Regions from separate parts of the Homo sapiens genome. Here region 1 is linked to region 2. Evidence: read pairs that join two places in POLR2A ChIA-PET (ENCODE). Cell type or tissue: OCI-LY7. All regions are shown on one strand. Links, peaks and the distances in the headings refer to the core of each region. The heading gives the core; the rest is flanking DNA. Region 1 overlaps EFNA5 (ephrin A5). Region 2 has its middle 300 kb from the start of EFNA5.

Region 1 (4,398 bases), core at 307-4,306, 83 kb after region 2:
ACCCATTAATACCTGTCACCCAGCAGAGTTAAGACCCCTGAGAGACTGGTGAACACAGTGGGTAAGTTTTTATGAGAAAGGGGCCTCAGGAAAGGGGAATCAGACTGAATGACAGAGGTACAGGGTGACAACAGAGGAACACTGAGACTTTGCAATTCTGCTGAGGTCAGCTCAAAAGACTAAGTGTCTTCACACTGCATTAGACTAAATGATGTTTCTCTACAGGAAGGCCTGTTTTAACTTAAACTTTAAAATTACGCATTTGAGCAATATGATATTCGACTGACCCTCCAACCTTTCCTAATTTGATTGACTTTTCACATATTTATGTCCTGGCTCCCTTGTTAATTAAGTAATTCATTCAAGACAAGTATATTGATAGCCTCCTGTGGCTCAGGCTTTGTACTTAAAGGTGGAGAAACAGAAATGAACCAAGACATAGTCCTGCCCTGGAGAAACTGACAGTCTAGTGGGGAAGGCAGTCATCCAAATACATCACTCCAATAAAGTGCTATAAATGTAAGAGAAACGTCTACCAAATGCTGTAGAAAATAGTAAACAGCAAAAGACTTCAAAAGAGTTCAGAAAGACCATACAGAAGAGCCAGCACTTGCAGGATGGACGAAGGGGAGGGGGGCTTCTCAGGCAAGGCAAAATGTACAGACCCAAAGAAATGTGAAAGCAAGGACAGTGTTGACAGCAAATGAGACCACCAAAGGAGGTTAGAACCTTATTTTGAAAAAGGAGTTTGACAGGCAATTAAGAACAAGGGATTTTTTTTTTTCTTTTTATTTCCCCCCTCTGAGATGGAGTCTGGTTCTGTTGCCCAGGCTGGAGTGCAGTGGCACAATCTCAGCTCACTGCAACTTCCGCCTCCCGGGTTCAAGCGATTCTCTGCCTCAGCCTCCCGAGTAGCTGGGATTACAGGTGCCTGCCACCACGCCGGGCTAATTTTTGACTCCTAACCTCATGATCCACCCACCTCAGCCTCCCAAAGTGCTGGGATTATAGGCATGAGCCACTGCGCCCAGCCAAGAACAAGGGAAAATTTTTAAGAAGGTGCAGAACATGATTGGATTTGTATGTTAAAGTGATCACTCTGTTAGTCCTGGAGAAGACAGACTGGATGGAGAGAAAGCTCGAAGTAGTAAGATCATTAAGGAGTCTACTGCATTAGACCAGGCAAACAAACACACAGACCTTGCCAGCTTCAGCTGAGAATTCCTTACTCCCTGGCACCTGCCAGTAAACTATTCACTTATTCTTCCATTAAACGACTATTTGTAGAGGCCCTATTGAATGCTAGATACTGGCACTGTGGAAAGCTACAAAATAATACACATAAAGGCTTCACTTCAGCTTCTTATGACTGCATAGACATGACAAGAGCCTAAAGTAGGTCATTTGTGGGCTTAAGGAAAAGGAGATGGACAAGAGAAAAGTTACACAGAGGGAGGAACATCGGAAGGTTAAAAATAATCCCCAGGGCTGGGCGCAGTGGCTCACACCCGTAATCCCAGCACTTTGGAAGGCTGAGGCGGGCGGATCACGAGATCAGGAGTTCGAGACCAGCCTGGCCAACATGATGAAACCCCATCTCTACTAAAAATACAAAAAATTAGCTGCATGTGGTGGTGTGCGCCTGTAATCCCAGCTACTTGAGAGGCTGAGGCAGGAGAATTGCTTGAACCCGGGAGATGGAGGTTGCAGTGAGACGAGATCATGCCACTGCACTCCAGCCTGGGTGACAGTGTGAAACTCTGTCTCACAATAAATAAATAAATAAATAAATAAATAAATAAATAAATAAAATAAAATAAAAACAAAAATAATCCCCAACATTTGTTCATTATTTTGCAGCTCTTACATATCACCATGAAGGGCAATGTGGGGTGGGTTGGAGTGGGGGTGAAGGTCTGAAAGAGTAGTGCATGTGAGGTTAAAGACCTGGGTTTAAATACTTCCCCTATACCTCAGTTTTTAAATAAATAAATGAAAAATAAGGTGTCCTAAAGGTTCTATAACACTTTCAGTTTCACACATGGAACATGCAGAAAATAGTCACCACATATTTGGTGACTGAATTATTTCAGAAGCCAAATGATACGATTTAGTGGAACACTGAGACTACGGCTAATTCTGCTCCTGGATTTCCATTCATCACATCAATTTCAACAAGTGAAGAGCAGCTATAACCAAATGGCTAAAGCTGGCAGAGTGTCCAACGCCTAGAGGCACAAGGAGGTCATAATGATTGTCTAGTGACTGGTATGGAAGGGTGGAAGCCAAAAATATGGCTAAAACCATAAAAAAAAAAAAATAAGGATTCTACTCTTCCCTGATGGTAAGTGGCAGAACTAGGGACACTTTAGGTGATGACAACTAATAGAAATGTCACCATCGATGAAAAGCTACAAGAGAAGATGTAGCTTATCACATCATCCCTCCCCGCCCCCCCAACTACACCTGCTCTGAACCCTTCCAACAGCCAAAGCAGCACAACAGGAAATGACAAGTATAATGATGAGAAAAACCAGTGAGGTCACCATTTAATAATTTTCCCCAAGTATTTTCTGCACTGTTTCATGGAGTATTGTCACATCCAAAGTCCTTAAGAAGCTCTCTAAGTTCCAACATTCCTGACAGAGGAATATAAATAAATAACGTACACTTAATCAAAATTGTTTTACACCTGCTCCTTCCTACTAAAAATGATAGAAAAGAAAACATCTGCATTACTGTCTCTGGAGAAGTAAACTTTTCCTCTTCCAAAGTCTTTTGAAGGGTAATGAGATGCCTTAAGTGCAGGGAAAATTTAAGATTTTGTCCAGGTCTGAAATTGTTGACAATATGTTAAGCAGACGGAGGTGATTTCTTTTGTTTCTCTAACTTTCCCTTTTGGTTCTGATGAAGGAGATGCTGACATAAATGTTTTTGTTGTTTTGCATGGCAGATAGACTTGCACATCTCAAAGGGGAAGCAAATCATCTCCTTGCAAACGATGGGTTATTTTTGCCAAAAAATTTGTATTAACGACGGCAGAAAGCCGTGAAATATTTATATGCCTCGACTTCCACATGAGAAGGAAGGAGGGGAGTTGTGAGAGAGGGAACGGGATATGCCACACAAAAATTTTTTGGTCATTTTGATTCACTGAAACAAAATGGCTTTTTAAGCACCCTGGGACCTCCACGTGTTTGTTTAGGATTCCAAAGGCAAAGTTTTTTTGCTCCTCTAGATGACAGCAAAATCTTCACTTCCTTGAAAACTGGTGCTATCAGCCTCATTGTGACAAGATTTAAGTAAAGCCACAGAACTGGAATTGTGAAATGCCTCCTGCCATGCTCCCTCTCTTCCCTTCTTTCTAAATTAGTTTTGTCGACTAATATTTTCTCCTCCTAGTGTCCTTAAGCATGTGCAAAGCACTAATTCACACATAACATTCAAGAGCGCCTAATGCCTCAAAGTATTGCTCAGTAACTCCAATGTTTTTTCTACTTTTGCTCCAAAAATTTTGTCTATAATTGATAAAAGCATGAAACACTGAGCAATTAGAGGGATAAGGGTGAAAGCCAGGGCACTGGATGTATGTGGTTCATCCACTAAATACGCCAACAAAGTATCCATTATTTCACATGAACCAGACTCTGTTTTGTAAGAGACGCTGGGGGTGTTTAGAATTCTAAAATTATATGGTATTGTTGAGGTCAGTCAGAAACCACTCAAACCAATGAGGATATGAGAGTTATGCTTATGTGTGGCAATTCAAATGTAATATTAAAAAGTCACAGTGCTTTATCATTTATCCCATTTCTTAAGAGAACAAAGGCAATGATTCTGGAGGCTTTTCATCGTCTTTAGACAACTGCAAGAAACTGAGAGCTACGTGGTCTTGGCATTTGATCCTGAAGGTTAATCCCTTGGGAAGTCAGACAGCTTTCTTTGCAATGTCTAGAGGACCACACTATTCTATAGCATAAAAGCTGGAGGTCTTACCAAGATGGAAAACGTTAAATATAGTTTATTAGACTATTAAAAGTTTATGACATCACTTCCCTATTCTCTGATATTCATCAATAAATCCCCTTTGATCTCCACAGGAATCTCAGCGTAGCTTCTTGTACAGTAATACCTATGTACTCAAGCTTCAAAGATCCATTTACTTCACATGTGTAATTTGCCCACTTATTCCTGCTGAGATAATACCCTTGGTTTAATTGCCCATAGAGCAACTGGATAAATCAACTACGTTGGTTTGTATTAGCTGTCTATGCATATGTGTAAAGCAAAAATAAATAAATAAAAAGCAAGACTGTTCAAGTCATTAACTGCAAAAATTAGAATAAAAAATTTTTTCCTAAGAGCCACAAATAGACTCAATCAGTATTTCTAAATTTT
Region 2 (4,398 bases), core at 300-4,299:
ACATTTTCATCATTTCATCATTTCCTCCATTTTAGGAAGTATGACAAGCATTAGAGACTAGGATAGAGTCTTGAGAACTTGAGAAAGCTACACATTTGTATCTCAAGTTAAGAAAAAATAAAGATAAGAAACAGAAAACAGGAAAAGACAAGCACCAAAAGCAAAGTAGGCCAAAGGACTTCCTATGTTCAAATATTTCCTAGGTATTGTTTCAAATGTTCTTGTTGGTGACAATTATTATTGGGCATTTACCCTGAGCCAATCACTGTGCTTGTTACTTGATATGGTCTATCTCATATAATCCTTCTAATGAGAGCATCTAAGGCAAACGTTCTTACCAGTCCTTTATGGATGAAGAGGTGGAGGAATTTTTATGTAAATAGATGGCCTAGACAGGATTTAAACTCAATGTTTCTCTGATTCCAAAGCCAGTGCTCTCTCAAACCATACCAAGAAGCTAACAGAAACCAGCACTTCATGTAATTTTTAAGAAGACAGCAAGTTCAGATACAACTCAGACACTTCCACAGGGGATTTGGACAATCTGTTTGTCACTCTGAGCCTGTGTTATATGATTTCTGCTGATTCCATCAGGTGCCTTTTTTTCTTTTTTTTTCTTTTTTTTTTTTTTTTTTTTTTTTTTTTGGTAAGCCTTGGCCCATCTCTTAAGAGCTCAAAGAATATGCCTGGGAGCAAAGGAACCACCAGCTCAGTTAGGTTGAAACCAGTTAGCCATTGTAGTACTACTTAGTGCTGTCTTGGTTAATTGATTAACTTCCCCTTTAAAATGTGTGTGTATTTTCTACATAGGTTTTTGGTTCACATTTGTTTTTCCCAGGACCTTAATACTTTCTATGCTATGATGGTCACCATTAGAAAGTAATTGCATGCCTGATGATGGAAATAATCAACAAAGATGACCACTGATGTGTCTCTACATGTCATGATTGCCTTAGGGTTTCAATTCCTGTATTTTTTTCCCCTCTCATCCCATGCATCCCTTCCCATGCTTCCTTTGTGAATTAAGATAAAAGGAACAAGAAACCAGGAAGTCTTCCTTCCACCTGACTTCTGACTACACATAACCACACAAACAGCCTATTTTGATCAGTTTCCTCCAGTCTCCATCATAGGTGTTTGATCTATAGTTTAGATACCAAGTCCTCGATAGTAGAACTCATGTATAGCTAAGCGCTACACATAGCTCTTGATGCAATGCAAGGACTTCCAACTGACCAAGTGTAACCATGACACACTGGTCAGAAGCAAGTCAGACTCAGGTTCCAGCTCCTAGTCCTAACATTGTGATGATGTGGCTATTACTGGACATGTGCATAAACATATTGTTGGAGGTGCTGGGAATATTGGAATTAGAATGTACCTACATGACCTCAGCTTTGGGTGGTATTAAAGCTTTTTGCTTTTTGTGATAAACAATAGGAGGCTGCTTATTTCCTCTAAGAGACTTTTTTGAGGTTTTTCTGACAGTAAGGTGGCACGGGCAGGGAACTTCCTTCCAAAGCCACTTCTCAGCCTCTGTTCTATGAGTTTTCTTCCTCTTCATTCCTGTCTTCTGCCTCCGTTCCTTCTGGCTGTCCCTCCTCTAGCTCTGCTTCTAATTGCCTGAGGAGGCACTGCAGGGTCTATCCTGTGGGAATCCAGTTTGCAATGACTCTTTTGGTCTATGAAACACCTATTATCGGTTCCTCAGATTTGAATACCTAGACAGATGTATGTGCTCCCTTAAGGGACAAGTACTGTGGCATGCGGAGTGTGGTACACCAAGCCTAATCTTCTGTTCTGTGGATGTTGGTGCTCAGTTGCTAGTCTTGGTTGACTGGACAATTCCCACGTAGCTTTTGCTTAATGTCTGAATCATTGGAAGGAGAAGGACTTTGGTCTGTCTTTCTCCTTTTGTAACTTCCTCTTTTTGCACTTTATGTGAGATTACGAGTGAGTGTGATTTCAGATGAGAAACACTTAACAGTGAGTCAGGGAGATGAAATTTCACTGAGATGCGGAACACAGGAAGAGAAAATGTGTGAAAAATCACGTTGACGGGGTTGTCTTGGTAGCTAGTAAAGCAGAGAAAGGAAATTCCCGCACAGCAGGCTTTAATAAAATTGGCAGGCAGGAATGTCACACTGTGTGAGAATATTGGTGAGGAATCTAGGGATGGAGAGCAAGTAAAGGAATCATAAGGGCCTTCTTATATTGGACATTCTTTCTCTGCACCTAATTTACTCTAAACGAGTTTGCAGATGAGAATTGTTTTCCCATGAATTTGCATCAGTAGATTTAAGAGCATGGATGCGCACACCCCAACACAAGGTGTCAACCAAATATTAGGCAATGTTATGGCTTATTAACGATTTTCAATCCAAGGATAGTTAATGAAGAGTGGACATTTATGTCTGTGTATAAAAAGCAGTATATGGAAACTCAAATTCCCAGTGGAAATAAAACAAGACATCGTCATTATTTAACAAAAGAATTCACCGTGTAATTCTATATAAGACAAACGCACTCACACATTCTTTAAGGACTTTAAAAATATCCTTTGATTTCCATGCAACTTTTCTGGACTTTTTATATCTACCACATAAAGCAAGCCTGTTACCGAGATAAATGTGGAAGTTCTATGTCCTTATTGCCTGGGTCACTTTACCAATGATCCACCACTTACTTATTCGTTTTATTAAATATATTCTGTCTTAAATCTATTGATGCAAATTCATGGGAAAACACTTCTTATCTGGAAACTCATTTAGAGTAAATTCGGTGCAGAGAAAGCATGCCCAGCATCAGAAGGCCCTTATGATCCCTTTACTTACTCTCCATCGCTAGATTCCTCACCAATATTCTCACACAGTCCGATATCCCTGCCTGCCAATTTCATTAAAACCTGCTGTGCAGGAAACCTACCAGTGTGTAAGATTCTTGAGAATAGACCATTGTCTGTTTTGTTCATGTACGTATCACAAATGTTTAGAACACTTGTGGCACATAGTAGGTGCTTCATAAATATTTACTGAATAAATGAATGAATGATCTTGGGAGGTCAGGGAATGTTCGCCTCACTTGATGAGTAAACCACCCAAGCCAAAGGCGGCAGCTAACCCAGAACTCCTCCACTTAACCCCCTTTATGTCAATGGCTCTCTTTGGAGTCACTGCCAGGTTTTGTGTGTAAGGAGGCATAATGCTCCCAGGGCAGGCTGCTGGGGACCAAGCCCTGGGACACACAGAGCATCCTGAAATGCCAGAGACCGGCAGAGTCACACTGGGAATTACTTGTCTTCAATACATAAAATATTGGTGGGGATGGCAACTTTAACATTTGCCTTTTAGAAAATTCTGTTGAAGGCCCTCCCCAAGTTGAAGTTGGTGGCCTGGGAGATAGTCATCAGCTTCCAGAGAGAGGACCCAGCAACTTTTTCCTCCACCAAGTGTTTTTTAATTAGTAGTTGGCTCAGAAAAGGCAAAGCAGCTACTTCTGCTGGAGATCCAAGGCTGAAATAAATACTGCTGTTAGAAGTGGAAGGTCACTTTACAATGGTGTTGTCTATCACTCTGAGCTTCCTGCACCTCCAGGGGAGGCCATGAGCTTAGGCACAAAGTGTGGATAAACGCCTATTTTAGCTGATGATATAGATTAAGAGAGTGGAAGAAAAGAGCCTACACCCTGTGCCCCCTTTTGCACTTAGTTGTGGTGGAGAGGACGGGGAGGTGGTCAGCTCCTGCTGTTCTCAGTGGGCGCCCTCCGAGAGCAGTCCTTGTATTACCCACTTCACTGTTTTGTCCCCATCTCATTATCTGTTCTTGTTAAAATCTTTATTATTCATGGATGCAAAAAATCCCATCATTAAACCATCATAAATATTCATAACACTTTGCAATTGTGTGCATTTCATTTAGCCACTTGGCAAAACTTCTCTGAAGTACCAGAGTTTTAAGGAAATCTGGCTAATGAGACCAGAGCCCAGGAAATGCAGGATAGCCTTTCCACTTTATTTTACTTTAACCTGAAAACAAATGCAAAATATAAATAATAATTAAAAGAGAAAAACAGGGAAGGCATTTAGTGGCAAAGAAGAGCCACACATTCCTTGGCTTTGTCTTGATTGTGCTTTTGTGTCAAGCAGAAGATAAGGGTAAACACTGTGCTACAAGAGGGGGAGTCCTGAGGCTGCAATGCTAATGGATTTATCCAGGAGCCTACAAAGGCCAGATAAACCCCCTGCTTTGGTTAACAGGGTCCTCACTTCTTATGTTCTGTATAATTACTGGCATCAGGTTGGAGTTGAGATAAGCATGGCCCTTTTCTTGGACTTATTATAGCAGGCAGCCATGCCGTTTTTCGTGTCTAAGAAAGAATTATATCCATCTCTTTCTCTTC

Evidence for each region. ChIA-PET counts read pairs that join two places held together with the same protein. Peaks named below come from ENCODE experiments on the same cell type or tissue, not always from the same donor. Only the 100,000 strongest peaks of a DNase experiment are listed, where the experiment ranks them.
Region 1: POLR2A ChIA-PET joins it to region 2 with 5 read pairs; 4 of 35 experiments call an interaction of 5 or more read pairs at or near these places.

Annotation. Positions count from the first base shown.
Region 1 is chr5:107,447,063-107,451,460 of GRCh38, forward strand. All of the region lies in intron 1 of EFNA5 (ephrin A5), which reads right to left. Among named protein-coding and RNA genes, the nearest start is that of EFNA5, 220 kb to the right of the region's middle. In OCI-LY7, for the core only: no CTCF peak of the experiment used is centred there; DNase peaks (open chromatin) are centred at 2,479 and 3,211; H3K4me3 peaks cover 775 bases; H3K27ac peaks cover 1,591 bases.
Region 2 is chr5:107,363,933-107,368,330 of GRCh38, forward strand. No RefSeq gene overlaps it. Among named protein-coding and RNA genes, the nearest start is that of EFNA5, 300 kb to the right of the region's middle. In OCI-LY7, for the core only: no CTCF peak of the experiment used is centred there; a DNase peak (open chromatin) is centred at 1,949.